7 separate regions of the Mus musculus genome follow, and regions 1, 3, 4, 5, 6 and 7 are each linked to region 2. Evidence: chromatin loops called from intact Hi-C (ENCODE). Cell type or tissue: left cerebral cortex. All regions are shown on one strand. Region 1 holds the start of Msx1 (msh homeobox 1). Region 2 overlaps Stx18 (syntaxin 18). Region 3 has its middle 24 kb from the start of Gm40289. Region 4 has its middle 8.0 kb from the start of Gm40289. Region 5 overlaps Gm40286 (a long non-coding RNA gene). Region 6 overlaps Evc (EvC ciliary complex subunit 1). Region 7 holds the start of Gm20052 (predicted gene, 20052).

The links. Peaks named below come from ENCODE experiments on the same cell type or tissue, not always from the same donor. Only the 100,000 strongest peaks of a DNase experiment are listed, where the experiment ranks them.
Region 1: it touches region 2 in a loop (4-fold over the local background); 21 of 42 quality-filtered maps call a loop at or near these places.
Region 3: a loop joins it to region 2, with 3 times the contacts of the local background. A loop is called at or near these places in 3 of 42 quality-filtered maps.
Region 4: it touches region 2 in a loop (2.2-fold over the local background); 3 of 42 quality-filtered maps call a loop at or near these places.
Region 5: it touches region 2 in a loop (4-fold over the local background); 8 of 42 quality-filtered maps call a loop at or near these places.
Region 6: it touches region 2 in a loop (5-fold over the local background); 18 of 42 quality-filtered maps call a loop at or near these places.
Region 7: a loop joins it to region 2, with 4 times the contacts of the local background. A loop is called at or near these places in 11 of 42 quality-filtered maps.

The regions. Positions count from the first base shown.
Region 1 is chr5:37,822,279-37,826,278 of GRCm38, reverse strand. It overlaps Msx1 (msh homeobox 1), which reads left to right and starts at 1,694. Exons shown (of 2, transcript NM_010835.2): 1 at 1,694-2,414. The coding sequence starts at 1,946. Gm33993 (a long non-coding RNA gene) reads right to left here and starts at 524. Exons shown (of 6, transcript XR_868362.1): 1 at 393-524. It also overlaps Msx1os. RefSeq lists an enhancer at 1-610. In left cerebral cortex, no CTCF peak of the experiment used is centred here; DNase peaks (open chromatin) are centred at 1,661, 2,884 and 3,927; H3K4me3 peaks cover 2,001 bases.
Region 2 is chr5:38,084,106-38,088,105 of GRCm38, reverse strand. All of the region lies in intron 1 of Stx18 (syntaxin 18), which reads right to left. Among named protein-coding and RNA genes, the nearest start is that of Stx18, 47 kb to the right of the region's middle. RefSeq lists an enhancer at 1,436-2,729. In left cerebral cortex, a CTCF peak has its summit at 1,872 (motif pointing right); DNase peaks (open chromatin) are centred at 1,879 and 2,401; H3K27ac peaks cover 427 bases.
Region 3 is chr5:37,945,521-37,949,520 of GRCm38, reverse strand. No RefSeq gene overlaps it. Among named protein-coding and RNA genes, the nearest start is that of Gm40289, 24 kb to the left of the region's middle. In left cerebral cortex, no CTCF peak of the experiment used is centred here; no DNase peak of the experiment used is centred here.
Region 4 is chr5:37,961,901-37,965,900 of GRCm38, reverse strand. No RefSeq gene overlaps it. Among named protein-coding and RNA genes, the nearest start is that of Gm40289, 8.0 kb to the left of the region's middle. In left cerebral cortex, no CTCF peak of the experiment used is centred here; a DNase peak (open chromatin) is centred at 1,854.
Region 5 is chr5:37,767,558-37,771,557 of GRCm38, reverse strand. The region is part of intron 2 of Gm40286 (a long non-coding RNA gene); the gene reads left to right. Among named protein-coding and RNA genes, the nearest start is that of Gm40286, 4.6 kb to the left of the region's middle. In left cerebral cortex, no CTCF peak of the experiment used is centred here; a DNase peak (open chromatin) is centred at 2,307.
Region 6 is chr5:37,296,539-37,300,538 of GRCm38, reverse strand. Evc (EvC ciliary complex subunit 1) reads left to right here. Exons shown (of 21, transcript NM_021292.2): 21 at 39-1,368. The coding sequence ends at 162. It also overlaps the pseudogene Gm42935. Among named protein-coding and RNA genes, the nearest start is that of Evc, 38 kb to the left of the region's middle. In left cerebral cortex, a CTCF peak has its summit at 2,017 (motif pointing left); a DNase peak (open chromatin) is centred at 1,992.
Region 7 is chr5:37,893,669-37,897,668 of GRCm38, reverse strand. Gm20052 (predicted gene, 20052) reads right to left here and starts at 3,897. Exons shown (of 2, transcript NR_153822.1): 1 at 3,781-3,897; 2 at 1-1,159. In left cerebral cortex, a CTCF peak has its summit at 2,134; DNase peaks (open chromatin) are centred at 1,707 and 2,074; H3K4me3 peaks cover 317 bases.

The DNA.
Region 1 (4,000 bases), 260 kb after region 2:
GGACGGTATGGCTTCTACTTCCCATACACATGGAACAAACCTCAGGGGACCCAGTACAGCGGGCGTCCAGCTGGGCCTAAATGAGCTTGAGTCCCAAGCCCTACGCAGTGCCTCCTCACAGCCTCAGAAACGTAAGAAATCCAGACATTTCACAGAAGCGAGTATTCCCGAACCCGCCCCAGGCCTTCCTATTTCTCCAGGCCCTGTGGGCAGATGTGAGGCTCCGATCTCTCTGGCGTCCGCAGCCCAACCCCTCCCTCCAGACCCCGGACGCCGTCTGGGTAATAAAGTAATTCATTTTCCTTAATCTGGTCGCCCCTAATCTACAGCTTTTTATTGCGCCCAGTTAAAAGGCCAGGGAATTCGCTATCCCTCCGTGCTCGGATAATTACCCCTAAATGGCCACGGCAGCCCCTTGTGTTTCCTGGAGATTAGAGCCCGGCAGTCATCAATGCACAGTCCCGGTGAGCCGCCAATCACCTCCTCCACCTCCCCCGGAGCCGCGAGCCTGGGCCCTGGGATAAGAGGCCATATAAAGAAAAGCCCCCCCCCCCCCAACTCCCCAACAGCCTGTTCGAACCCAGTTTACAAGGTCTTCTGTGGTCCCCACTCCAACTTTCCTTCTTTTTGTATCAGTCAAACAAAACAAAACAAAACAAAACAAAACACGTTTCCTTCGAAATCGGGCAAACAAAACTTCTTAAGCCTTGCACCAAAGATATACCTCCAGGAACTGCTTATTTTTCCTACTGGCCCATCAAATGGGCCTCCACTCTGCACCAGCAGACAGACCCACAGTTAGTGAAGTGTGATTGTTTTTGAGGATTCATTGTCTGAGGTCATGTTGAGGCCAGATTGTTGGTGGGTTCTGTTGGTCTTATTTCGGTCTTCACCCAAGGCATCCAGTGGCTTCTTTGGCTAGTAGCAGTTCTCTGGTAGAGGTGTAACTTTCTGGAGAAAAAGTACGTATAGGGAGGGGGTACGTGTTTGCATGAGAACCAAACTCATTTCCCAGATCATGTTACTTGTTCCCGTACCCACAGAACCAACAGGACCTGTACTTTCTTTGATTAACTTTGTCCAGCCCTGGAGACAAAGGCCCATTTTTACTCCGAGGTAAATTTTTGAAGATTGGAAGACATAAGACACTTAGGGCGGCTTTTTTAAAAAAAGAAATTAGTATTATCCCTTGCTACTCTGACAAATAACTATGAACATTCAAAGCAAACACCAAAAGAAAAAAAAAATTGTAAGTGAATTGTGGTCGAGAAAGGGGGCCAGAAGAGGGAAAGGGGACAGAAAGAAATAGCACAGACCATAAGAGAAACTGTGGAAAGAAAGTAGTCTATGGAGAGGAACAGAAGAAGTGGGTAAAGGATGGTGGAGGACGACTGGCAGAAGAGAAGGACTAGTAAAGAAAAGTCCCTCTGGAACTTGGTAGAATCCACATCCAGGAGTGTGGGGGTCCAGCCGGACCGATGCCCACCTGACTTAGCTAGGCGGAAAAGCTCCCCAGGTACCTCCGGCTCTGTCCCGCCTGTGCGGGTCAGGCCCTTCCCCGAGCGCCCCCAGGCCGAGCGCGCCTCGGGGCACGAGCACAGCCCAATGGTTCTCTCCGGACCCGCCCCCTCGCGCTCTGATTGGCCGCTGCCACGCTGGCCTTGCCTTATTAACAAGTTCTCAGGGGAGCGGCGGCGGACCCGGAGCCGGCGAGTGCGCCTGGGAACTCGGCCTGAGCGGCGCAGGGATCCAGGCCCCGCTCGCTCGAGTTGGCCTTCTGGGGAAGCCGCAGGAGGCTCGCGCGCGAGAGCCGGCCGGGCCAGGAACCCAGGAGCTCGCAGAAGCCGGTCAGGAGCTCGCAGAAGCCGGTCGCGCTCCCAGCCTGCCCGAAACCCATGATCCAGGGCTGTCTCGAGCTGCGGCTGGAGGGGGGGTCCGGCTCTGCATGGCCCCGGCTGCTGCTATGACTTCTTTGCCACTCGGTGTCAAAGTGGAGGACTCCGCCTTCGCCAAGCCTGCTGGGGGAGGCGTTGGCCAAGCCCCCGGGGCTGCTGCGGCCACCGCAACCGCCATGGGCACAGATGAGGAGGGGGCCAAGCCCAAAGTGCCCGCTTCACTCCTGCCCTTCAGCGTGGAGGCCCTCATGGCCGATCACAGGAAGCCCGGGGCCAAGGAGAGCGTCCTGGTGGCCTCCGAAGGGGCTCAGGCAGCGGGTGGCTCGGTGCAGCACTTGGGCACCCGGCCCGGGTCTCTGGGCGCCCCGGATGCGCCCTCCTCGCCGCGGCCTCTCGGCCATTTCTCAGTCGGAGGACTCCTCAAGCTGCCAGAAGATGCTCTGGTGAAGGCCGAAAGCCCCGAGAAACTAGATCGGACCCCGTGGATGCAGAGTCCCCGCTTCTCCCCGCCCCCAGCCAGTAAGTAGCCAGCCCTGGATGGAGAGCGAAGGGGCCAAGAGGGGGTGTGGGGCCCGAGGGCGCCAGGCCGCGCGCCGGCGCCGGCTTGTCTCGGGCGTCGGCGTACCTGCAACTGGGTACCTGGAGGCCGTGCAGAGGTTGCGTTGGCGGGAAGACCGCCTTTGAGCCTCTTCCCACTCCCACCCAGGAAGAGAGTTAGAGGCCTAAAGCAGGCAAAGCTTAGTCCGCGCTCCTTGCCTTGGCTCAGTGCCTCCGAGCCTGTCACTTCACTTGTAGCGCGCGGGTGTCTGTGGACCTTCTTATTCTTCCGGTAGTCAGGACACCAGGGGTGCCCTGCTTCTCCACCTGACCCTAAACTCAGTTATTTTGCACCTCAACTTGGATGGGCGCAGCGGCCAGTACATCCTAGCTCTGCGGAGTTTCACTTTCTACTGGTAGACAGCCGTAACCTCGCGCTCCCCATTTAAAGAACCTCTCAAAGGGTTCCGGAGTTCTGCAAAACTCCTGCCCCACCGCGCATCTAATTTTAAGCAGAAACTTGGTGTTTTGGGCGGGTGGATGATTTAGCAAGAGGGGACGATCGCGGACTAGGGGGGATGGTGGTGGTGGTGGAGACAACAAGACAACCAAAAGAGCTCCCTATTAACCACTTTGCTATAGTGTCCGAATGTGTTGGACCAGGCTTTTGAAGCGGACCCAGCAGCCAGCGACGTGTTCCAGGATAGTCCTAGGTCCTTGCGGCCCTTAGGCTTCCTTTCCCCAGCGAACCCGCTCGAAGATATTTCAGGAGCACGGGAAATTCCCAAGTTTTCCTCGTTTCCTCCGATTATTTCGCCCTACATAATAGCGTTGCAAATTCAATGGCGTGATGCTGAGGAACGATTTTTATCTGGGGATTAAACGTCTTTGAAAAGACAGCCCCTCCCTGGGCCTAAAGCTTGAGGAAGGTGGCCCAGAGCCGGGCTGTTGCTGCTGACCAAAGTGACATTTCCCTATGAACCCACCCTTCTTTAGGGCGGCCTGGTGGAAAACGACTCTGGGGCCAACTTCCCGGACTTGCTATGGCCTGAGCTGGGAGAGAAGTGGGGATGCTAACTGGAGATTTCGTTTGACTTACATCCTGGTGGTCTGAGGGCCCAAAGGATTATTGTTTTATTAGAGCTTAAAAAAAAAAAAAGCATAGCTAGGCAAAACCCGAAGATGTTCTCAATAACTAAGTGGTGGGGAGCGTGTGGTTGAGGTTTGTTTTATTCTGTAATGGTTTTGTTAGGCATAGCAGGACTGAAACTCGGTCCCCTAACTAGGCCTGCCCAACAGTGACAGCACTCTATTGGAGATTTAAGCTTTACTCAGGAAACTGAAAGAAAGGGCAGGTGGACATAACCAGTTTCGTCAGACTGGGGACCCTGCCCCCCAACTCCCGATACACACTATGCTTGATGTGGTCCCAGGCGCTGAGGTTTGGAGAGGCTGTAGGGAAAACCGAGGGCAACTGAAATGGCAGATATCTACATAAACAGCCCCATACATATTTTAGAATTGTCACAGTGTGACTTCTTGGATGGCTCTCTAATTTGATTGGCCCT
Region 2 (4,000 bases):
CATGCATGCACAAAACACATGTGCATGCCCCAGATTACACTGGCTTGGCCTGCCATTCATGAAGAGCTGGCCTCTACTCTCCTTCAGCAAGACACTGGGCTTTCGCAGGGCAGCAACAGAAGCCTGAGCTGTAGGTCGGGCCCAGCCAACACTGAGCCAACTTCTTGGCACTGCTTTTGGAGTCTCCTTGTCACACTAATAAACTAGGATCTCCTGCACCCCCCAAAAAAATGATTCAGCCACATTTAGCATGAATGACTCCATTTTGGTTTGGTCTGTCATTTGGGCTAAATGCAGGAGTTCAGTGAAAATTATGGTGGCCTCTTGTAATTCTACTGAACAGAGTATAAGATGACCAGAACACACAACTACAATGACATGAACCTCGGAGCAGCTTAGCCTTTCTAACTAAAGGCAGAGACTGGCTCCTTCGGGTATGGACCAGAGGCCCTGGTTAGTAGCCTTGGGAGTCATGTTAAGGGCAGCCATGCACAGTGTTGCAGCTGGTGAGATGAAATACTCATCCTGATGAGGCCCTGAGAAACCAAACCAATGAGAGGGGTGGGGATTCACCCACCCCCTGGTTCATAGTTCAAGGTCTTCCACAGCAAGTAGCAACAGGCTTTTGCCAGGCAAGTTTCTATGGGCTACACCTACCAACCAGTCGGTCCTGCCCAGTACAATCTCCTGAGAATCTTTCCTCGGCCCTCAAGGCCTCTCTCTTCCTACCATATCCCCTTCAGACTCCCTCCACACTTTTCCCGAGGCCCATTGCTCACAGTGACCTCCATGCACAGTCATCATATGCCCTGCTCTTGTGAAAGAGGCCCTGCACTGCTGATCACATTTACACTAATGAGGAGACCTGTCAAAGTCACACAGCTAATGAATGAGAAAGCCAGGATCCAAAATCCATGGTCAACCCCAGAGTGAACATCCTGTTGTTTTGAATTCTTTGCCATGCACTTCCAAAACTTGGACTCTGTGAAATAAACTTGAGCCCAATAGACAAAGCAGAAAGACGCTGTTATGCTGCCTTCTACTACTGCCCTGCACCAAGGCGTTCATAAAATGAGCCATTGGTTTTACTTACTGGCTTCTTCAAAAACATTTGCTAAAGGATTTTTTTCCCCATCCATAGCAGAAAATACTTAGCAGAGTAGCATCTGATATCCATTACAGCGCATCCTACATGGTGTCCACTCCCTTCTATGGACAAGGATTACAAAGCTCAGAACAGTGTCTTGTTCACTTTGGATTCTGAAGGCCTGGCATACTTTCCATCCCAACAAATGTCTACAATCATTCAACAAACCAAAGAGAGAGCTATTTTATCAAGAACTTGCCATTTTAAAAAAAAGCATTAAAGAGTTAATTGGCAGTTACAATGTATAAATGGGTTTTTCATGGATACTGTAAACATATTTGTATATACCAGAGGCACATGACCTCAGAGCCAACTTGTGATCAGTAGCTCATCTTCATCCTCATCCTCATCCTTGGGACGAATGGAATCTGCGGCAACAGAATGGGTTTATCTGGTCCATGAAGTCCCTGAAGACTAAAGACTGCTACACAACACACACACACACACACACACACACACACAGACACCCCCCCCCCAACATTGATCACAACAGTAGGGGAGGAACTATGTGTAAAGACAGCAATAATAAACATAAATTAAAATCCAAGTGGGAAAACCACAGATAAGAGTCAAATACTCTCCATCTCATCCTCTTAGAATCCTGGCCACATTACTTGCTAGGAACAACATAAAAACTCATTTCTTTGTGATCCAAGAACAAGCATTAGACCAATTTTCTAGCCTTTCATCACCCACAGTAGCAACTACAAGTTGCATTCACTAGGTGGCGCTCTCTACCGCATGGGTCCCCTGCAAGCAGCACAGTACATCAAAGTGACAGCAGCCTGGTCCTAAGATGATTTGTCTCTTGAGGATACACATTTGGTTTAAGTTTCCACTGCAAAGTTAAAGTTCTCAAGATAGGTCATGCAGATCAATTGCTCCTGTAATCCGAAACTCAAAAGAGCAAATAATATCTAAACAAGGGGAGGGGGTGGCCTGAGCTTATGAGGGTCTCTAAAAGGCAGGAGACAGTCTGCCTGGCTACCTCTAATCTCACCATCAAAACTGTTACCTTGTTCAGTTTCTGCTTCACATCAGCAAGGGACCAGCAAAAGCAACTGTGAGCGGTACAGAGGGAGCCAGGCATGCACTGTCTCTGCTGCCTGATAGATGTCAATCATTCACACTCAACAGAAAACCTGCTCTGATAACAGAAGAGCTCTGCTCTGCACTAGCCTACTTCTTTAGCAAAATGCAAGCAAAGGACCGAGCAAGCACTCTTTCTCTTTGGAGAGAGGGTTTGGTAACAAGATCCACAGCCTGGCTCCACGGTCCTCATTCAGCTGAGTGAATGGGAATGAAAGGCCGAGTATGCTGGCCTCTGCCAACAGCACCGAAGCCGGCATTCCAAGGAAATCCAGGGCCTCGCCTAATCATTCTCTGTCCTCAAAAAATAGAGATTCCTTTCCCTCATTATGGTCTCTCTCTCACACACACTGCAGAAAGTTCTGTTTCAAGGGATAAGTTACAAAATGTTCTAATACATGTTCTTTAAAAAAGTGGAAATGTTAAAAAACAAACAAACAAACAAACCCAGGTTTCTAGAACTTAAGTAACTGCAGCAAACTGACAACTGCTAAATGTTACAAAGTGAAGACTTGCGTGATAAAAATGAGTTTACTTAAACATTCAAACAGGATAGACTACTTGGCTCCTGACATAGCATTCTAGGGTGGAATAGAACAGTTAGGAAAATAAAGATAGACACTAGACCTTAACTAAGAGACTCAAATCCCATACTTTCAAAAATGATTTCACTGGGACACAAAGTATTTTCAAGTCTCTACTTAGAGTTCATATTTAAAACTCATGTGCGAGAGGTCTCACAGTCAACTGAGTAAAGACAAGTGTGGACTTTCTTGAGCAATTTTTTTTTCAGATGACTAAAATGTTTAAAAATACAAATATAAACATTTCTGTTCTTATCATAACAAAGAATTTTACTTTAAAATCATGTCTCAATTTGTCAGCAATGATACTTATCAAAATGTAGCACAGTGCCCCAACAATAAGCACACCCACTTTAAGGACCACGGAGGCCTGTTTTGGAGAAAGAAGAGTCAAACGGTTTTTAGGAGCCTTCAGCCGGCTCAGTCAGATGCTAGCCCCATCACTATTCCAAGCCCCGGGTAACAGCTGGCGAGCTGCAGCCTCCGCTCTTTTGGAATTAGCCTCGGGGGCTGCAGCAGCTTCCCTAGCCCGAGAGAACAGAGGGGCTGAAGCATGGACTGCCTTCCAGGTCAAACTCACAACAAATCTGGAATTTGAAACAGATTTGAAGTTTTAAATTTTATTTTTATCTATATCTATATATCTGTATTTTAGTATATTTCAATAACTAAGCAAAACAAAGTTACTTTCTTCTCTCATTGCAGAATTGTGAATCTCCACATAGGTTTATTTCAAGGAAAAAAATGTTAAATTTTATTGGAAATTGTTTTGCCTTTAAATTGGAACACACACACATATGGATATACAAGCGACTTCTGCACTTACTAAGAAAGGGCATTGTGGAGATCCTGTAACAATCACTAAGGCTCTTAATGATTGTGTCACAGAAACCTCATGTAGAAAATTCCAATTCAGCTTTTATTCTGAATCATGGCCAAGCCTTTGTTCCAAACCCACATAAGTCACTGTTTCTCTCTTATTTAGAGTAAGTTTTTAAGCAAACATTATTAAAAGCTACATCTGACTTTAATAGACTTTCCCAATTTGCTGCTGAGTGTTTACTATCAAACTCTAATCATGACTTTCCTAAATTTATTTATACTTTCACACAAACTTCCAAAGTTTTCCCAACTTAAATAAAAACCCACAAAAATTATGGGAAATGCTTTGCTTGAAAGA
Region 3 (4,000 bases), 140 kb after region 2:
TTCAAGTTCCTCACTAGTTGGAAGTCATTTCTGGAGTGCTTGTTCATGGGCACTTAAAGCTTTGTTCTTTGTGGGGTGTGTGTGTGTGTGCGCGTGTGTGTGTGCAGAATGGCCTGTACAGCTGAAGAGGAAGGCCCACAACTTGTGTGAGTATAGTCTGCTATGGCCTCTGGACTATGCAGTATGGGTGGTATGGAATCCCTCCAAGGATGCCTTGGGCATCATCCAGGCTGGGTGCCTTCCTCTTGTCTCACCAATGGGTGAACCTGTATGATGGGAGGACAGTGTATGACCCTCTCTGTTAGGCCTTTCAATGGCATATAGACATCTTGTCTTCTGTGACAGGGAAGAACTCGTTGGTTTTGAGTGGCCAGCTCTTAACTGAAATTCTGGCCCTATTCAGATAGTCTGTGACTAAGCAATTGCCATATTTACTGCGTCTCTCCCAACTGCCTCTCTCTCTCTAGTGATGCCAAGCAGTAGATTGCTGTTGCGCCAGTGTTCCACCCCCAGCAGCTCTGACCTTGGCCTGGGGTCTTCCTTAAGTGTGCCTTTCACTTGCAGCTCTAGTCTGGCCAAAGCAGTCTTTCTAGAGTGACAAGCCATTCTACTTAAGCTGTAGAAGCCACCATGGCTGCAGGACAAGGATACCTCAATGTTGCTGAAGTGCCCTGCCACACACAACTCCCTGCCATTGAGAGGTATATTAGTTTTCTTTCCTCAGCTCATGGAATGATTGACAAGGCTTCACAAGGCTGGGCCAATATTGAGGTGATTTCTTGTCTTGCTTTAATGAGAAAGCCTTGTGAAATGACATCCTCTAATGTCTGAGTGGCCAAGTTACATTCTTAAAGTTGCATAGCCAGTTAGCAAGACTCTAGACCTTGAAGTCCCCTTGCCTCTGACTACACCTCTTCCAGTGTCTAGATTGCCAGGGAGAACTGGAGATTCCAGACATGAGCAGGACCCTGAACACACCTTCCTGCCCCACTGAAGTTTGTGAGATAAAGCAAGGCAGTGTCATGGGCAGCTTGGGACCCTCAGAAATGGCAAAGGGATTATGGGTAGTGTGATCTTTTATGTGGCTGTGACTAAATGCCAGAGGGCATCAACTCAAGGGGGAGAGAACTTATTTATCTTCAAGGTTTCAGAGACTTGAAACCTTGGTTCTGTTGATTCTGGGAGCAGGGTGTGACTCACCATCCTGGTAGCAGAAGCATGTTGCAGAGACCTCTCCCCTCATAGCATACCAGAAGCCAAAGAGGACAATAGAAGTCCAAGAACATGTCTCTAATGATTTACTTCTTCCAATTAGTACCCACTGCCTAAAGTTTCTAGAGCCTCCCCCAAAATAACACTACCAGATAACAGATAAGCCTTCAATATATGAGCCTTTGTGGGGTACATGCCATATCCATCCAATAAGAAGTCTTGAGAAAAAAATCTTAAGTTCACACTTCTTCGCTTCAGGCCTCTGATCACTTGAGATAGAAGGAGTACATTAATCTGACTGTCTCCTTATAGTTCTGAAATGCTGTTCATCCACCCATTTCCACCCATCCATCTACCATCCATGTACCCACTCACCCACCCATCCATCTCCCATCCATGTACCCACCCACCCAACCATCCATTTCTGTCAGTTCCCTTCATCTATCCTGACACCCATCCACATATCCATTCAAGGCACACACCTACCCATCTACCAATCCATTCATCTATTCCATATACTTATATATCCACCCACCCATCCATTTCTATCCATTCTGTTGATCCACCCATCTACCCACCCATCCATCCATCCATCCATCCATCCATCCACTCACCCATCCATTTTCAGCCATTCCATCCTGGTGAGGTTTAGTCTGTTGCTATGTATTGTAATCCTAAACACTGGGCCCCAAGATCTGATTGTTCCCTTGAGGAAATCCTCATGTACATAAAGTGATGCTGTGTAATCTTGCACCCCAGGTTAGCCCTGTTTGGTTAATAAAGATGCCTACAGCCTGTTGTTGGGTAGAAGAGAGGTGGCAAGGTTTTGGTTCCCAGTGCTTGGAATCTGAGTCAGAGACCATGAGGAGAGAGGAGAGAGAGGGAAGAAAGAGGACGATACCATGGGGTAGGTGGATCATGAGAGCATGGCCATGAGGACCAGCCAGTTGGAGTAGGAGCTGCCCAGGCAGAACACAGCGAGTCATATCTCAGGATTATTGACAGGGAAGTAGATAAAATAGCATAGAGGGTTGATATCTGTCCAGTTCTCATGCTTTTTAAGACTTATTATAAATACAAAGGTGTTGTGTCTTTTATTTGGGATCTAAGGTGGGGTAGAAACCCCCAATTAATATTTACCATAACACCATTATCCTATCTTATCTATCCACCCATCCATTTGTCTATGCATCTATGCACCCAACCATCTACCCATCCATCCATCCCTCTATCCATCTACCCCTTCTTCCCTCCCTCTCTCCTATCTGTGCTGGCTAGTGTTTTATGTCAAGTTGACACAAGCTAGAGTCATTTGGGAAGTGAGAGCATCAATTGAGAACATCAATATGCCATCCCAAGACTGGCCTTTGGGCAAGCCCTGGACTAGTTGGGGCCAGGGGATTCAGGGAGAACCAATGGAATATAACCATTCTCTTAGCTGCACTTGGTTTTGAAATTATGGATGGCATGTGTGTGGACTATATCCATTTTGAGTGGACACAACTGTGCAGCCAACTTGATGCATCTCCAAGGAGAATTTTGCATATGCTTTTTCCCACAGGCACCCCACATCTGCACCTCATCCACACTAGTGTGAATGATGGTGATATCTCATAGGACACCAACATGTTAAAGGCTCAGTCCCTGGCTAATGGAATGGGGAGGTGCTAGGACCTTTAAGAGTGGGTGCTGGGGTTGGTCCTTAGGTCATGGAAAGCATGCTTTCAGAGAAGAGCACAGGATCCTTCCTGTCCTTTCTATGTAACAGTTGGAGAGGTGGTTGTTCTCATTCCAATACAAGTTAGCCAAATCAGTGAAACCTATGCAGTCTTGGATTTTGAACCTCTAAACTGAGTTAGATAAACCTTCTTTATGAAGTTATTGGCCTTGAGCAGTTTATGGTAGTAACACAAATCTAACACCTTAGGCTATTGACTTAATTTCTAACACAGTGAGGATATCTTTAGTTGTGATGATAGCCTGGCCTTAAATATCTCGGGCCTCAGGATTCTCCAATCACATGGAGAGTTACACCCCAGGAATATGTGAATACAGGTGAGTATGGCGGTGTGAATATAGATGAGCACGGTGTGAACAGCCGAGACCATTCTGCTGAAGCTTGTGGGTCAGCTCCTGAGGCTGGCCAAAAGGCTTCTCTGTCTACTCTCTAGGTTGGAGTCCAGAGGTTCCCTGCATCTCCCCATCATTCCCAAGCCCAAGACCTAATCTCCAAATACCACAGCCTCCACGATACCAGACCTTGCTCTCCATCTCTCCCATGCAGGGTGGCCACAGGGTCATGGCTAAGGTTTTCAATTCCTGACTTTTCTTTCCTTAATTTGGCTCTAAGAGGCAAGCTCTGCATTGACTTGAATTTGGTAAATTTTTGTAATGGTGTAGAGGAAGAGTTTCTGTGGCATTAGACTGTGCTGGTTAGTTTTTGTCAACTTGACACAAACCCAGGTCATCTGAAAAAAAAGGGAACCTCAACTTGAAAAAATAAAATGCCTCCATAAGATTAGCTTGTAGACTAGTCTATGGGGTGCTTTCTTGATTAATGCTTGATGTGGGAGGGAGTATTCCACTATGGGTTATCCTACCCCCAAGCCAGTGTTCCTGGGGTGTCTAAGAAAGCAGGCCAAACAAGGCAATAGGCCGGATTCCTCCATGATCTCTGCTACATTTCCTGGCTTCAAATTCCTATCTGGACTTCCCCCAGTGCTAGATTGTGACTTGGGAGTTGTAAGATGAAAGAAGACATTATCTCCAAGTGGCTTTTGTCCATGGT
Region 4 (4,000 bases), 120 kb after region 2:
GTAATTCTGAGTAACCATCAGGACCTTTGATTTCTTTCACCCTGAAGCCTGCTGGTCCCCTTCAATGCCTTCAGACCTGCTCCTTAAATTTGCCTCAAATGAAGCCTCCTCAAACCTTTTCTAATTTGTGAGCCAATATTTCAGTTTCTTAAATAAAGAGCCAAGAACCTGGAACTATCTGGTCCAGACCTCTGCCATCAATCAGAAAGACTCTGAGAACAGAACCCATGGGGCTTCCTCTGTCCAAGCCCCAGAAATGGATATTGTTGAGGTGAGACCCCAGGCATTCCAGCTGCTGTTATCCCCTGGGTCTTGCTTGTTCCCTAGCCAGAGAGCATTTAGTGATGGAGACTCTCAGCCCCTCCTGTCTCCTCACAAGGCCATTACTCTTTGTAGAAAGACCTTCAGTGTCCTCTCTTCTGGTTCTTTAAAAGCTTTCTCCCTCATCACTAATCTGAGGTGGGTTCTGCTCTCCCACGTAGCCCCAGGTGAAAGTCAGCCTCCTAAGTCATGATGAGAAGGCCTGGGTATAACTGATAGCCTTTAGTGTCTCGGTTTCTCCACAAGGGAAGCCATCTAATCCTCCAGAAAACCCAATGAAGGAAGAACAATCTGGCAGAGATGGTGAGCTCTGCTGGCCAAGCACACACCCACCATGAGAAGCTTTTTGGGAACCTCTTCTGAGTGTTTGGTGTCCAACCTGGGACAAGGGACTGAGGCGCATATTTTACATAGCAGAGCAGACCTGGCCTCCAGGTCCTCCCAGCATCCCTCAGTCCCTACCTGGGATACCCTGCCTCCCCCCCCACCCTCACCCCGAACTTTCCAGCCCAGGAGCTAGGCTGCCCTTCCCCCAAGAGGCTCTTCCCTATATAATCCAGACATTTTGGTCTCTCTATTCTTTCTTTCCTTTCTTTGTGTGGGTGCCCTTTCTCTCTGCCCCCACAACCCACCCCACCAATCCTCGGGGCCAGTGAGCTCTCCCGAGAGCAGCTTCCCAATAAACCTGCCTTTAATATAATCTAATCTGGCTTGAATTGGCTCATTTCACCAGCAGCGGAGAAATAACCTATCCCTGAGAACAGATGCTGCGAGATGCGCTTCCGTGAATTAGTCTGTTTTTTTCCTCTGAAGTTTCATTGTCTTTTCAGCTAAGAAGGTAGCCCCTGAAGAAGCCAGTAGGAAACCCCTTCCCCAGGCTTCTCAGGTGTTTTCTGAGGGGGGTTTGGCCTGGGTGAGTCTTCTTGTGAACTGAAGGTCTGGTCCCAGGCCTCGCTGCTCTGGCCCCACCCCTACCCTGAGCCTCAAGGGTCTATCACTGTTAGAGATCCCAGTGCCCCTCAGCAGGGAGGCCTGTTTTGTTTGGTGCCCCTGGCTGACTCTGGGCCTCACTGCAGTGGTTCCTCTCCTCATGCCACTAGCTAGCATGGGGACTGGTGGCTCTCTTCACTCTTCTCTGGCAGTCAGCATTGACTCCCCCACCCCACAATGGGAGATGACCAATCCCATCCCCATACCTGTTACCTCTCCAGCTCGAATTTCCTTTACTAACTTGGAACCACTGTGTGGGCAGCGTCCCTGCCTAGATTCTCGCTGCCAGACTCTGCTTGCCTGAGTCCTGAGTCTGGATTCTGTTTTGTTTTTTGTTTTTTGTTTTCCCTCCGCTGTTTCCCAGAGCCCACACATTCAGTGAGAACAGACCTGGCATAGTGAACGAATGAATGAATGAGCAGTAAAATGAATGATGGTAGCTAGTGTGAGTGCTACTCAGTGTCAACCCACTGGCAACTCTTACCGTGGGCATCTGGCAGCCAGAGCCCACGCAGACACTAACTCATTCTCCCAACCCTGTCTCAGCCACGCAGCAGGCAGGCTCCAGGGCTCAAGCCTGATGTCTGGCCTGGCTTGTGTTTAGAAACTGACATCTTGTAGCTAATCCCCTTGAGACTGTCCACTTTCTTCCTACAGAGACCCCAGGCCTCAGGTCCCGCCTTTGAGCATGTTAGTCGCTGATAAAGAGGGCTGCTGCCCTGTCCTGCCTTATCTGATGAGCTTGGAGCCTGCTCTTTCCCAGCGGTGCCCTGGTACCTGTCCACTCCATTACCCTGAAGCCTGCAAGTCAGCGGTAAACCATCTGCGGAAATCCTGCTGGGGACCTTGTAGGTGAAGGGATCCCATAAACTAACATTGAGAGGTCGCTACTCCTCCCCAAACTCCTTATTTTCACAAGAGATGGCTGTGTGGGTGATGGGGACTCTGACATTCCCTAAATGTGGGCATGTATGTATGGCATAGAGTGGTATTTGGGTGAGCCTTTCCCTCTCAGAAACGTACTTTATATAGCCTCAGATGGATCAGGTGCTGAGTTGGGTCTACCCTAGACCTAAGAGTTAAAAGGGATAAAAATGTGACAGTTTGGAAACAGGCCCCTTACAGAGGTCATGGAGAACAGCTCAAGTTGGAAAAGCCTGGTATCCTCATAGGAAGAGGTAGGGAGCTCAGGTGAAGACCCCTGGAGACAGCTCCTTGGGAAGATAAGGACAAGGATAGAGGCTACTGGAGGAATTAAACCCACTGATTCCAGGGATCACAGACTTGGGGGCCCGCTACAGCTGAGAGGGAAATGAACCTATGTTCAAGCCCCATGTATGGTACTTGATTATGAGAGCCTAGCAAACTCATACAGATATTCAATATGACCGTGAGAATTTCCTTCCTGCTTAGCCGGGTTTATAAATAAAGACCCAGAGCTGTAGAGACAGAGAAAGTGTGGTCCATAATGAACAGTTGGTTCTGAGAACCTCCCCATCCCCACCGTTAGCTTCTGCATCCCAGGCTCTTTGCATTATACAGAACATCACTGGCTGGAGGTGCTGATGCAGGAAGGAACATGCAGGAGAGTGCAGGTATTTCTGAGACACTGGAAGCACAGAGGCCTCAGGAGTCCTGCCTGGTCAGGGCGGCTCCCTCCCAGAGTGAAAGAATTGAAAGCACCTTCCTCAGACACCGCCCTCCTGGTGTGCATGTTGAGGAGGGGCTTCAGGAGCAGACTACAGACCCTTGTCTGGGCTTTGTGATTACTCTGAAGCCAGCCCCTCCTGGGATCTGCTGCAGGAATAAATCCTGAAGATGTTTATCCCTAGAATTCCAGGCCTAATTTACAGCCTCCTCCAAACACCGTCTTGGCCTGGCAGCCCTTGGGGTCACTCTAAGTAGAACAGCGCCTCCAGGTCTCCAGGCATAAATACCTGCTGTCAGAGGGTAAGTGGGGGCTGGTAGCCAGGCTGCTGGGTTCCAGCTCTCCACCCCCTCCAGGGCACTAGGAGCTTTTCTTAATCAGCTGCTCCTGGGTGGGGTCTAAACCTCACCATCAAGTTGCATGAAGCACTAGGATAGGACAGAGTTCTAAGCATCTGGCTCTTTCTCTATTGTTCGAATGTTGTTCTTTGAACTCTACTGAAGACACTGTTAACTGATATGTGGATGGAATAGTAACCCACAGCGGAACCACACTAGGCAGGAGACAAATGGGTGCTCTCTCTGGACATGTTTATTACAATATCGGCCTGTTTCTTACTAGCATGTGAGCTCACCCAGGGCAAGGAATGCTGTCTGCTTCATTCACTGGTCTTTCCAGAGTGGAGTCTGGGTCTGAGCTCACCCAGGCTCTCCATGCAGCTCTCTCCAGTTATTCGGTAGCACAGGCAGGCACCTTTAGGAGAGAACACTTGCCTGGTTCTCCCTGTAGCCACTTCCGACCCTGTCTGTCTCCCCAGCCCAGAATGCCTGGTGAATTATTTCAGAAACGCTCAGCTTTGAAAAGCTCTTGGTTGTCTTGTACTTAGGTGACTCCTCTTCTTTGACCATCCTGCTTATCACAGGAAGAAGGACTCTGTATGAATAAGCTCTGGTCTGTGGGTTGCCTGAGAGCCTAAAGGCTGCCATGAACCTCCTTAGACATGTCCCATTGGGAGACATAACATAATCTCACCCCTGCGGG
Region 5 (4,000 bases), 320 kb after region 2:
TCTCATGGAGGTCCTTCCTTAACTGAGACTTCCTTCTCCGTGATGAATTTACCTTGTGTCAAGTTGACACACCAAACCAGACAGTACAGGAGACCGGGTCACCATTACAGAAGCATATCTCTTGCTTAGGGACAGAAGATATTTTCCATCACCCAGTATTCTCTTTTTCACCCATTGCCACCACAGACTGTGCACACATTTCCCTGGGAGTTTTGTGTGCTGGAGTCCTGGAAGGGTGTTTCCTGTGTACAGAAGGTCCTCTCTCAACTTGTGTGTGCTCAGCTAGGTCTACTGTTCTGAGTGGGAGAGCAGGATGGGTACCTTACAGCCAAGGTCAGAGCCAGAGCCTGGCCCTCAGCCTGATTTTTCGCTGATTCTAAGGCCTTCTTGGGAACCAGGTCTGTGAGTCCAAATTCTAAGAGTTTTCCAACCTCTGTGGTCCCCGGCCGAGTGCTGAGGACATTATAATTCCTCAAAAACTCAGTGTCTGGATTGAATTAATGAGTCAAACCAAGCAACAAAGCTGCAGTTCTAACCCGTGCCTGGTCTTGGGTCAGGATGTGGGGGCTAGACCCTCATGCTTTTAATTACCTAGCTGGGCTGCGGTTGGGGGGCTGCTCTCACATGACCACGTGGCTTCTATTCCTCCTGCTCTGCTTAGGTGAGCCCCAGGAATTTGGACCCCACCTTGTGTGTGTTTATGGAGTGAAGGTACCTCGATGTTCCCCTCCCACAAGGGTCTTCTTCCATATCTGCTGTCATTCATTCCTGGGCCTGAAGGACTGAAATCTCCACTTTCCAAGAACAGTTGGGATTTCATCACCTGGGGGTGGGGGGGCTGAGAAGACAGAAACAGGGTCCTTAGATGGCATCTGCAGACAGAGAGGGAGGGGAGTGTATTGATTCCTGTTGAACTGGGTGCCTTAAGGGGACAGGAGAAGCTAAAATGTACTGGCTGTAAAGCTATTGTGGACACCATGTACAGCTGTGATTGACAAACAGGAAGTGGAGCAGGAAGTAGGAAGTGATGGCAAGACAGAAGAAATGCTAGAAAAGGCAATCAGATTCCATCTTTCTGCAGTATTCTCATGTATTCTGACCATTACTGAGACAGATTGGGCCATAAATAGGCTAAATTCATACCTATCACTTATCTGAAACTCAAATTTAACTGGGAAACCCATGGATTTATTTGCTGTGTCTACTAGCTTCAGGGCTGTCCCCAGCAAAAGCAAAGGTTTGAAGTTCAAACCTATTCTAACCCTTGGAGGCTGGAGTTTCATCAGTCTTGAGCAGGTTGCCCCTTGAAGGAAGAGCTACGGTTCCTGGACCGTGTCCCCATCGTTTGTAAGGCCAATTCTTTTTCATGGATTCTCAGGAAACCAGCAATGGACCTTTCAGTTTGCTTAATTCTGTGCCTCCTGCTCTCCACAAGGAGTTAGTGCATTATTTCAAAAGACACATGTTCCTTTGTCTTATTTGGTGTCTAGAGATTCGCTGGGATCCTTGGTTCTCTTGTTTTCCCCATGCTGATCTGCTGACTCATCCTAGAACTCAATCCCCCACCCCACCCCCCTGGTTTTGTGAAGTCCTACCATTATGTGCCTGAGGATATGCATGTATTTATGTTTGTAAACCTGTCTGTAGATGCAGAGGTCAGAAGTCAACCTCAGGTATCGTTTCTCAGGATGCTGTTTTTTTTTTTTTTTTTTTTTTTTTTGAGACAGGTTCTCTCACTGTCCTGGACCCCACCAGTGTGGCAAGCTTAGTCAACTAGCGGGACCCAAGAACTTGCCTTTCTTCACTTCCCCAGCGCTGGCTATGAGGAATGTTTCAGGGCACCTAAGTGTGGTTGGTTCACTGCATCAGTGTTTCCCACCCCCAGGAAGTCATTAGAAATGCAAATGATAGGAAGTAATTTGTGTATCTGAAGTCCTCCAGGGCTCACAGGCAGCTCCAGTATGAGTATCTCTGGTTATGAGAATTCTGAGGCAGGAGAGTTTGGTTTTGGCTCCATCCCTTCAAAGGTAGTAGGGCCTGTGCATAGCATTTTCTTTTGTTCCGGTTCCTCTGTGAAGGCCCCTATAGATCAGAAGTTCCCTCCACAGTGCATCCTCTGTCCACAATGAAGGCAGTCGGTTGGGGTGATCTCTTGGGCATGATGCCTCCGAGTGGGGGCAGACTGCTAGGTAAAAAGGACCATAATGCTTTTGGTCCTGGCTCCACAGAGCCTATTTCTTGCCACCCAGTCTGTGGGTCTCCAGCCAAGAACAAAACGACACGTGCTGCCAGTTGGCCTTGGAAGGGAGGTGGCCCAATGCCAGGCACTGCTAATTGCTAATTTGCACTGAAACAGCAAACAAAGCCCCCGAGTGAATGCCCTGATTATTTGGCCAGTTCTCCCCCAGACTCCCTCAGTCACACCCCTGGGGCTGTTCCCTAAATCTGGAGCCATTCTCCCCAGGAATCTAGGAGGCCACTGGGGCCAGGATCTCTTCCCCAGCCCCCAGGAAAAAAAAAATCCTGCTTCTCTGCAGCTAATTGGCAGGGAGGAGGAGCTCGCTTGGACTGTACTGTTTATTTACTGTGTTTGTGCTTCCCCCTGAAGAGGAGTATATGATGCTGTTTCTCGGAAAGGCACAAAGCCCCAGAGAAACGGAAGGGTGGAGAAAAGTAAGGGATTTCCTAGTCTATAAGCCTCATTGATCTTATCTGATGGTGCCTCCCCAGCAGGTGAGAGACAGCTCGAATCTGAAAGCCTAGTTCCTAGAGGAAGCCTCACACCACCCCTGGAACTGCATCTTCCCCTACCATTCCTGTATCCTCCTGTATCTTCCTTCTTCCATAACTTCCATAACATAGCTCAGAGCTCAGCCCCTTCCACATTCCAGGGGAAGGAAACAGGCAGAGGGGACCTCAGGCCTTTAGCAAGTCTGCAACACTTACAGAAACTGGTTAAAGCATATGGGGTGGAGGTGTGCACAGGCAGCTATAGAAATCCAGAGGTTGGGGCAGAAGGCTCATCCCTTCAAGGCTAGTTGGCTGGTGTTGAGTGTGGCATGAATTTCATATATATCCATCCTTCAACGACCTATTTCCTGTCTCCATGTTGTCTCTTGCATCTTCCCCTGGCCTCTAGAATCGTTACCAGCTCCTGTGGTGACCCTTCAAGATTCCCCACTCTGTCTTCTTATCCAGCTATTTTTTCTGCAAGAAACCTGGCTCCAGGAGAAGAGCATTTCCTCAGTTTGTCAGCATCAATGGACACATCCATTTGAGTGGAAGAAAGCAAGGCCACACTGTCAAGTGGTTACATAACGCATCAACTTGGCCAATGATCACAATCGGGGCAGTGAGCAAGCTGGTCAGCTTCTTCTGCATATTCTAAACAGTACTTAAAGTATTTATTTTACTATCATATGATGGTTTAAAAAGTATTTATTTACTTCTTCAAAAAATGCAGATTTAGTTTATTTTATGATGAGTGTTTTGCTTCCTTGTGTACATCCACACTATGCGCATGAAATGCAGAGGCTTGAAGACGGTGTTAGGTTCTCTGGAATTGGATTTACAGATGGCTGTGAGCCAAAGCAGGGCATCCTGGGAACTGAACCTGCGTCTTCTGCAAGGATAGCCAGCACTGTTAACCATGGAGCCATCTCTCCAGCCCCTGTGTGATATTTAATATAGCCACATACATGTAATTATCAAGTCAGGGCAAGCACATCTGCACACTTAGACCTTTGTTTATATTCTCAAACATTTACCACTTCTTTGTGGTTGAAGTAAATTAAAAATACTTTGTTCTAGCCTTTTGGAAATATAAATCATGTGGTCTTTTTCTTTAGTCACCTTGCTGTATACTATAACATCAGAACATTTTTCTCCTAACTGTGGCATGGTACCCACTGACCAACTTCTCCATCCTTCTTCCTTCCGCTGTTCCCAGACTCTGCTAATTCCAGTCTCAACTTTGATGAGATCAACTTTATGAGATTCC
Region 6 (4,000 bases), 790 kb after region 2:
TGAAGTTTTACTTCTTCTGGCTGGTCCTGCATCCACAGTACAACCTACTCAGCATCGCCTCCCATCCGTGTCCACAGCGGCGGAAGGCTGGATCAGCAGGACAGCGAAGCTGGCGATGGAGAAAGCACAAGCAAGATACTGCAGAAAGGAAGCAATCTGTAGCTCCAGCTGAGATGGGTCTGCACGCACCTCACTTCCTCTTGGGACCGGGGGACAGAAGAAAAGGCCAGTCTTGAGAGAGGGGATGCCACCTGCCTTAGAGAGCGAGACAATAGCATCAAGTGCCTGGGATCATTGGAGATGGTGGGGACATGCCTTGAGAATGTAACATCTCCACTGTCACCTCTTTTTGGTCCTCTTGCCTTGGTCTCTTGCTCCCTCAGAACGGCCCTCTTACCCACACCCTCCAGTTTCACACAGTATCTTGATGCTGTCTAGCAGTCTGATTGGAGATTGAAGACCCCTGATTCCAGCATGCATGAAGTTCTGCCCATCTGGGTCTTAGCATCACTGGTATTTTCCTGGCCTGAGGCCACTGGTTCACCTCCACTGCTCCACAGTCATCTCCTGTCCCTGGTTCTGGCTGTCAGGGTCCCAACCAGGACCAACTTTTGGCCTTGGTATTTCTATCTGTTGGCTCTGATAGAAGGATGTGTGAGTCCCAAGGCCAATGTTCTTGGCATAGCCATGGAGTTCCCCTGGCTATGTTCTGAACCACTCAGAACATGGGGACCACACTTGCCTGTCACATACCACAAGAGGTCCTCTGTGGGCAGGGAGGGCATAGAAGGATGCTGTTCCTACCATCAGGCTTCACTGAGGAGAGGAAACTTTCATCTGAGGAGATGCCCACAGGTCACCTGCCCCTTCTGAGGGATGATAAGGGCTTCCGTAAGCTTTCAAACCAGCCGTACTTCCATAGGCCAGAGATCATTCCCACTCAGGCTATCTCTTCCAGGAGCAGCATCAAGGATTCCCCGTCATCACTGTCAACATTTGGGTATGATCACTCATTGTTCAGGTGTGAACGTTGCTGATGGCAAGGATGGAGTCTATCATGTCAGAGGCAGACCCATTTGGAGATGGGAGGTTGTAGGTGGCACACACTGTTTCACTTGAGATGAGAGCTGTCACTCAGTGAAAACACACCTTCAGGTTAGCTGTTCTTAGGAAACACCTCTCGAGGAACACCATCGTGTCTAGGAGTGACGTTTGAGGCTTTTGAGAGCTCCTGACTAAGGACTTGGCTGGGGCAGCAACCAACTTTCCTTCTTCCTCCCCTACTTCCATCCCCCAGCCTCCTGTGCCTTAACCTCCTGCACGTGAGCCAACCCTGGCTCAGCCTGAATAAAGAGTTCTACTCCAGGAGTTGTTCTTGCCTGTTTCGGGCATGTGGGAACCCAGGCTGTCCTGTGCATTGAAGGACAATGGGAGCAACCCTGGGCTCTACCCAGTAGATGCCAACTGTACCCAACCATTCATCTCAGTGACAGGTCAATGTGTGCCTACTCTGGCAAGCCCAGAACAGCACAGCCCACTGGTTTCTGTCACTTAGGAGTCCTCTCAGAAATCTTCTGGACTTCCTGGGAATTTTAGGAAAATGACAACTGGCTAATTAGAAAGCAGCTGTGTGTGTGTGTGTGTGTGTGTGTGTGTGTGTGTGTGTGTGTGTGTGTCTGAGTGTGTGTGTGTGTGTGTGTGTGTGTGTGTGTGTGTGTGTGTGTGTGTACATGTAGAGGCCAGAGCTGACCTTAAACTCAGAGATCAGGGATTCAGGCTCCACAGTCCCAAGGGCAAAGGTTGTGCCACCTGGCCTTTATCTACTTTTATCCAATTTGGGGGCCGGCGGAGAGGGAAGGATGGGGGAGAGGCTTCTCATTGGCCTGGAATTAGGAGAGGCCGCCTGGCCAGAAGGTCCTCATGCTCAGAAGCCAAGCACTTTAGAAATTAGAAGATCAACCATGTTTCCCAACCAGAATGGGGTTGGTTCCCGGCCTGGGTCCACAGTGCCCTCTGGTGGCTCAGATGTAGCATGTCACCTGAAGAATCTGGAAAAACTCTATTTCCTTCCCGCAAGAAAACTGCTTGCATGGGGGCCACTATTCTCACCTAAGTCCTCTGGTTTGATGGTGTGACTGTGGAAAACATAAATCGCGTTGCTCTACTCCTCCAGCATTAATACTGGACAGGTAACCTGAAAACTTAGGGTTTCTATTGTGTGATAAAACACAATGACCAAAAGCAACTTGGGAAGGGAAGGGTTTATTTCAGCTTATGGTTCCATCTCGCAGTCCATCACTGTTGGCAGGAACCTTAGGCAGGAACCTGGAAGCAAGAACTAATACAGAGCCTTAGAGAAACACTGCTTACTGGCTTGCTCCTCGTGGCTTGCTCAGCCTGCTTTCTTATAGTATTCAGGACCATCTGCCCAAGGGTGGCATCACCCACAATAAGCTGGGCCCTTACATGTCAACCACTAAGAAAATGCCCTACAGATTTACCTACAGTGCAATCTTATGGGGGCTTTCCTCAACTAAGAGTCCCTCCCAAAACATCACTACTCAACTACCATCTTCCTTTTTCATCTGTACCCAGGATATCGTTTTAATGTTAGTATCACAATAGAAAACAGCATATTTTCAAAAGTCCCATAGGCCTTAAAATCCACCTTAAAAGTTTCGTCTCTTTAAAATATCCAAAGTCAAGCTTCTCCACTCCTCCACCATCGTGCGTGCTACGCCTGACTCGGCTTCTCGCCATGTCTTCTGACAAGACTTTCAGAATCAAGCGATTCCTGGCCAAGAAACAAAAGCAAAGGCATCCTTTTCCTCAGTGGATCTGGATGGAAACTGGTAACAAAGCCAGGTGCAGCTCTAAGAGAAGACCCTAGAGGAGAACGAAGCTGGGTCTGCCAGGATCCACACGGTGGCAAGGCTGAGGGTTTATACAAGCTGTGGTCATCCATCAGTCCTGCCAGATGGAGTTCAACATTTTATTTAAAGATTTATTTGTTTCATTTATATGAATACACTGTAGCTGTCTTCAGACACAGCAGAAGAGAACATTGGGTTTCATTACAGATGGTTGTGAGCCACCATGTGGCTATTGAGAATTGAACTCATCTCTCCAGCCCAGAGTTGAATATTTTTAACCTGGAATATTTTTACTCATACCTCAATTGGTGGTGTGGTTTGTCCAGTAATAAAATGTAGACGCTTTCAAAAAATTAAATAAAATACCCAAAGTCCTTTTAAAAGTTCAAATCCTCTCTAAAATATCTAAAGTCTTTTTTTTTTTTTTAGAATATCCAAAAAGTGTTGAACCTGTCGGAATGGCTAAGATACGTAATACAAGTGGCAGATCATGCTGGCGAGGTTATGAAGCACGGGGACCACTCTCCTCCACTGCTGGTGTGAGTAGAAGCTTGTACAACCACGATGAAAATCAACATGGCAGTTCCTCAGAAAACTGGGGCTTCATCTATCCCAACACCCAGTGCCAGTCTGTGCACCAGAAACTATCTGCAGAGATCTGCAGAGATCTGGCCAGGCTCCAGTTGCCAGAGGCTTGCTTTTCAAAGGGGAGGGGAAGTTGATCTAACGCTACATGGTGGGCCAACACAGACAGGGAGGGGGATTCGGATCTGGGCGAGCTGCCCGGTCTCTTCCGTGGCCTCTACATGGAGCCAGCAAGGGGAAGGAGTCTCATGTAGCCTGCGGGAGAGAACTTGCTTCCTCAAAAGTGTCCCCGCTCTTACATGACAGACGTTCTCAGACTATCTTAGATGAAATAACCCTCGCACTTGATTCCTTCTGGACAGGGTTTTGTATACATTTTGGGGTGGTGTGGGCTCTAAAAGCAGACGCGTTCTATTGGCTTGGTCTGGGGTTTTAGCAATGCCTCATCTGCCTGTGGAGGGGCTTCGGGCACTGCCCCTATGTGACTGATTGTCAGGGTTCTCTCCATGGAGTGCCATGGTCATGTGTTCCAGGACAGGAAA
Region 7 (4,000 bases), 190 kb after region 2:
GTTTGCGCATACTTGTGTATGATTATGGAGAGAGGGTGGGACCTTGCTGAGTGCTGGGTCCCCATCATGATTAGCAGGAGAATCATGGGAGACACTGGGGACTTCACATAGACACTGGGATAGCATGCTTAGAAACTTAAGATGGAAACTTAAGCCTTTGGCGTGGAAGTTTTAATGTGGTGCTCCCTACCCCCTGAATGTTTGCTTATAATGTTTGGAAAATTAGCATTCCTGGTGTCAATGAGGTTTAAAAACAAAAGGACAGAGAGCACAGAAATTGAGAAGAAAATAAGGATGCAAGACAAGGCAGATGCAAACAGAAGCTTTCTCCCTGTCCTCCCTTTAGCCCTGAGGCCATGTACCACAATCAGAGGGCTCACTAACCCTGTCCTGCCATAGAACCGAGGTGCTTTGGGAAGACAGAACCTGCTAGTAGTATCTGTGGGGACCTAAGGGGATGCCAGAGGATGCAGAAGCAAATTCCACCACCAGGAGACGAGATGTCATCAACAGAAAGGTCTCTAATTATTCTCATCCCAGTCTCCTTAATCAATTCAAGCCGAGTTAGTGATACGAGGTCGTGGGCTTCATGGGGCAACTTCCTGGTGGCTAATATTGAAGGTCATAAAAGAAGCAGACATGTTCTTGCTTCTTAACAGTCCCCAGGTCCCCTGTTGTCCCAGCCTCAACCCAGCTCACAAATGCCCTAGCTGCTTCTGATGGCTAAGAACATGGCAGGAGAAGATTCCAGAGGCTTCTGCAATGCTGGTTGTATGTAAAGGCTTTTGGTCCCCTCTCATCTGAACTTTCTGTCCAGCTGGGAAACTCCAGGAGACCTGGCAAGATAGAGGCCATGAGCTTCCTGGAGAAGAAAATGGGTCCTGGGAGCCAAAGGACTGGGAGTGAGGGTCTGCTGTGGGGTGGGAGCATTGATTGCACAGTCCTAGGTCCTGGGGTCCAACGTCCTTCCACCTGTCTTGGGGTCTCAGGTGTGACTCTTGAGTACCTCAGCTTGGATCTGTGTTCGTGATGAAGGTCGAGGTTTTGGAAGCAGGTGAACTACAGACTGGAAGCAGGCCTAGAGAGGGGGAGGGGCGGCGAAGAAGCCAAGGGAGGCAGTGAGCTTCCACATTCTGAATCATCTCAGTCCTTGGTGACCCTACAGAGAAACATTTTTCAAGTCACAGATTCAATAAACTCATGTGGAGTTAGTAAATGAACCTCTAGGCTATGCCTGGGGAAACAGAGGCTGGGAGAACCAAGGGGACCAGGACCCTGGCATCTTCTCCTCCTCCCACGAGGGAGGCTCTAGACAGAGCTGTTTTAATCTGAAGAAAATCCTAAAATAGCCCTGAAGATGATGAGTGGATATTAGCTTAAATTCACCCTCGGGGTGACTCACAGGGCCTTTTTTAACAAAAACACAGGCATGATTTTTAGACGCTAACCAATGTTCCCTAGCGCCACAGACCTCCAGAACCTCGGGCAGTCTGCCGCCTCCTCTGCCAACAGAAGTGCCTTATCAGAAGGGTGTAATTACATGTATTTATACACATAGATTCTGAGGGGGGTAGGGGGGCTCCCAGGATGGCGCTGGAGCCAAGAAAAAAAATAGGGGAAAGAAAAGAAAAGAAAAAGGCTTCAAAAGTCCCGACAATGCACCATTCTTCACGCAACAAAGCCATTACAATAGGCAGCCTTTGATCTTGCCGGCTCCTGTTGCCAATTGTATTTTGTCACTGCTGGGCTGTCACCCGCGAGGGAACACTTTTGAATTAAGCAGTCCACAGCAATTTAGTTTGCACAGGCTTTGAAGTGCCACCATCAGTCAGACCAGGGCTAACTTTTTTCATTAAAAAATTTTCAACTTCTCTAAGGGGGCTTTTTGACTTTTTTTTTTTTTTCTAAGCCTGCCGGGGCAGTTAGATAAGTTGAGCCTCCAACCCGTGGCCCCCAGACATCAAAAGGCCTGGGCTGAGTCCTGCTGGAGGCAGCCATCATTAAACCCTAATGGAGTGCTTCATTAGGGTCGCTTCAAAGGCCGGGTTTACAGACTGGGAAACTGACTAATTTACACATTGTGGGAAAATTGCTACCAGCTCTGCCCACACCCCAGCGGGGGACAGACGCCCTCTTTCTCTGAGAGGTGGGAACTGCACACGCTGCCCTTTAATTACCAACCGGCCTTTTCAAGGCAGCCCCTGCCCTCAGGTTCTGTCCTAAAGTTCAGAGACCCTGACAGAGCCTGCAGCATCTGCCCACCACCCCTGGTCCTGTTTGTCTGTCTAGAAGCAGTGGGGGACAGACACCAAGTATAGGCTTTGGAATCAGATACTTCCAGAGGAGCTTGGTTGTCAATCTCAGCTCTGATCTGATCAGAAGACGACTTTGGGCAGGAGTGGATGCCATCTGAGCCTCAGTCCCCTCATCTGAAAAATGGGTAAGGATGATGCACTTCACATGGGTACTCTCAATAACACGATGCAAAAGGAAGTGTGGCGTTCATCCTTCTCATTTACCTTGGGAGTTCTGCCTTGGCTCTCTTTCTGTGACTGTTGATCCAGAACTGTCCCCAATGAGGCCCTTTGCCTCTGTGAAGCCAGGCTACTCTGTGTTCTGGGAACCCTTAGCCATGGCCTCCAGGACAGCACAGCCTCATGCTCATTCCCTGTGCTGTGTCCTTTGTCACAGAAACAGTTTGGAACAGGCAAAGTCAAGTATACTGTCTTTGGGACACTTCCCCATGAACCTGCAAATTGGGCCAGTTAGTTATACAGTGTGATGACCGGAGAGTCTGGTGGAGAGAGGTCTGGCTCTGCCCTCATGTGCTGGATGACACCAGCCACATTGCCTGCCTTCTTTGGGCAACAGAAGCCACCTAGACTTGAGAAGTGTAAGGGGTGGGGGGACAAATCTACCTACCCTGGAGCAGATGCCTGGAGTTCCTCTCCATCCCTGTACCACTGACATCACATGCAGGGTCTCAGGCCACTCCCACCAAGGAACCTGTTTAATCACCTGAGCCAGGTGATCTGGGTATTCCGGGACAGGGCTGAGGGACTCCACTCTAACCCCTACTCCCAAGCACCCAGTGATGGCTATTTCTCAAGCACAGTAATTTTGACTTCAGAAATCCAGATCTCGGAGTCTCACAACCTGGTCCCCTGCCTGTCGTTCAAAGGGAATCTCTGTGTTGTTCATATGGCGACGGCAGCGAGCTACTTACGCTTCCCAGTGAGAAGAAAAGGAAGCTTACAGACACCTGGCAACTACAGTACACAGGCCACCTGCTGGCATGCCCCAATCCCCATAGGTAACTGGTAGGTAACTGACCGTGTAAGAGAGGGAAAGGAGCTACCCAAGGCCACACAGCCCATACACGGCTCCTTGTGAGAATTCTCATCCCTACGCCCTCCGGGCTACACAGGGGAAGCCGGATGTCCTATTCCTACATGCCCCAGCCACTAGACTGGGTAGGAGGGGACCCCAGGGCGAGCTGTTTGCCTAGTCTTTTAGCACAGTCCCATCTCCCTCCCACTTTCTATTGGCTGATCTTCCTAATTACAGAGAAAAAAATTTCTATAGTCACTTCCTCTACTCAACCTTTCACTCGGGGGTGGGGGTGGGGGGTGGGGGAATTCACCTCCCACCCCTCAGTTCCCAGCCTCTCCGGGAAGCGCCCCGGCCGCAGGCAAGCATCGCTCGAACCACTTAGCAAACCGCAAATTTCAGAGGCCTCGGCACATCTGCGTTTTATCAGCTTTTTCCGGATAGTATTACCCCAAGCAATTGTCTGCAGATCGGCCGACAGCTGAGACGTTCAAGCGCTGAATTACGGAGAAAGGGCCGGAGATAAAGCCAAGCACATGTATCCCATCAAAGTAATGAAAGCAGCCTGCCGCCAGGCCGCTTCGCTGCCTCCTTCCGAGCCGCCCAGCCGCTCTGCAGGAAGGCTGATTAACCCTTGCGAGGTGGGGGAAGAAGACCAGGGGTCATTCAA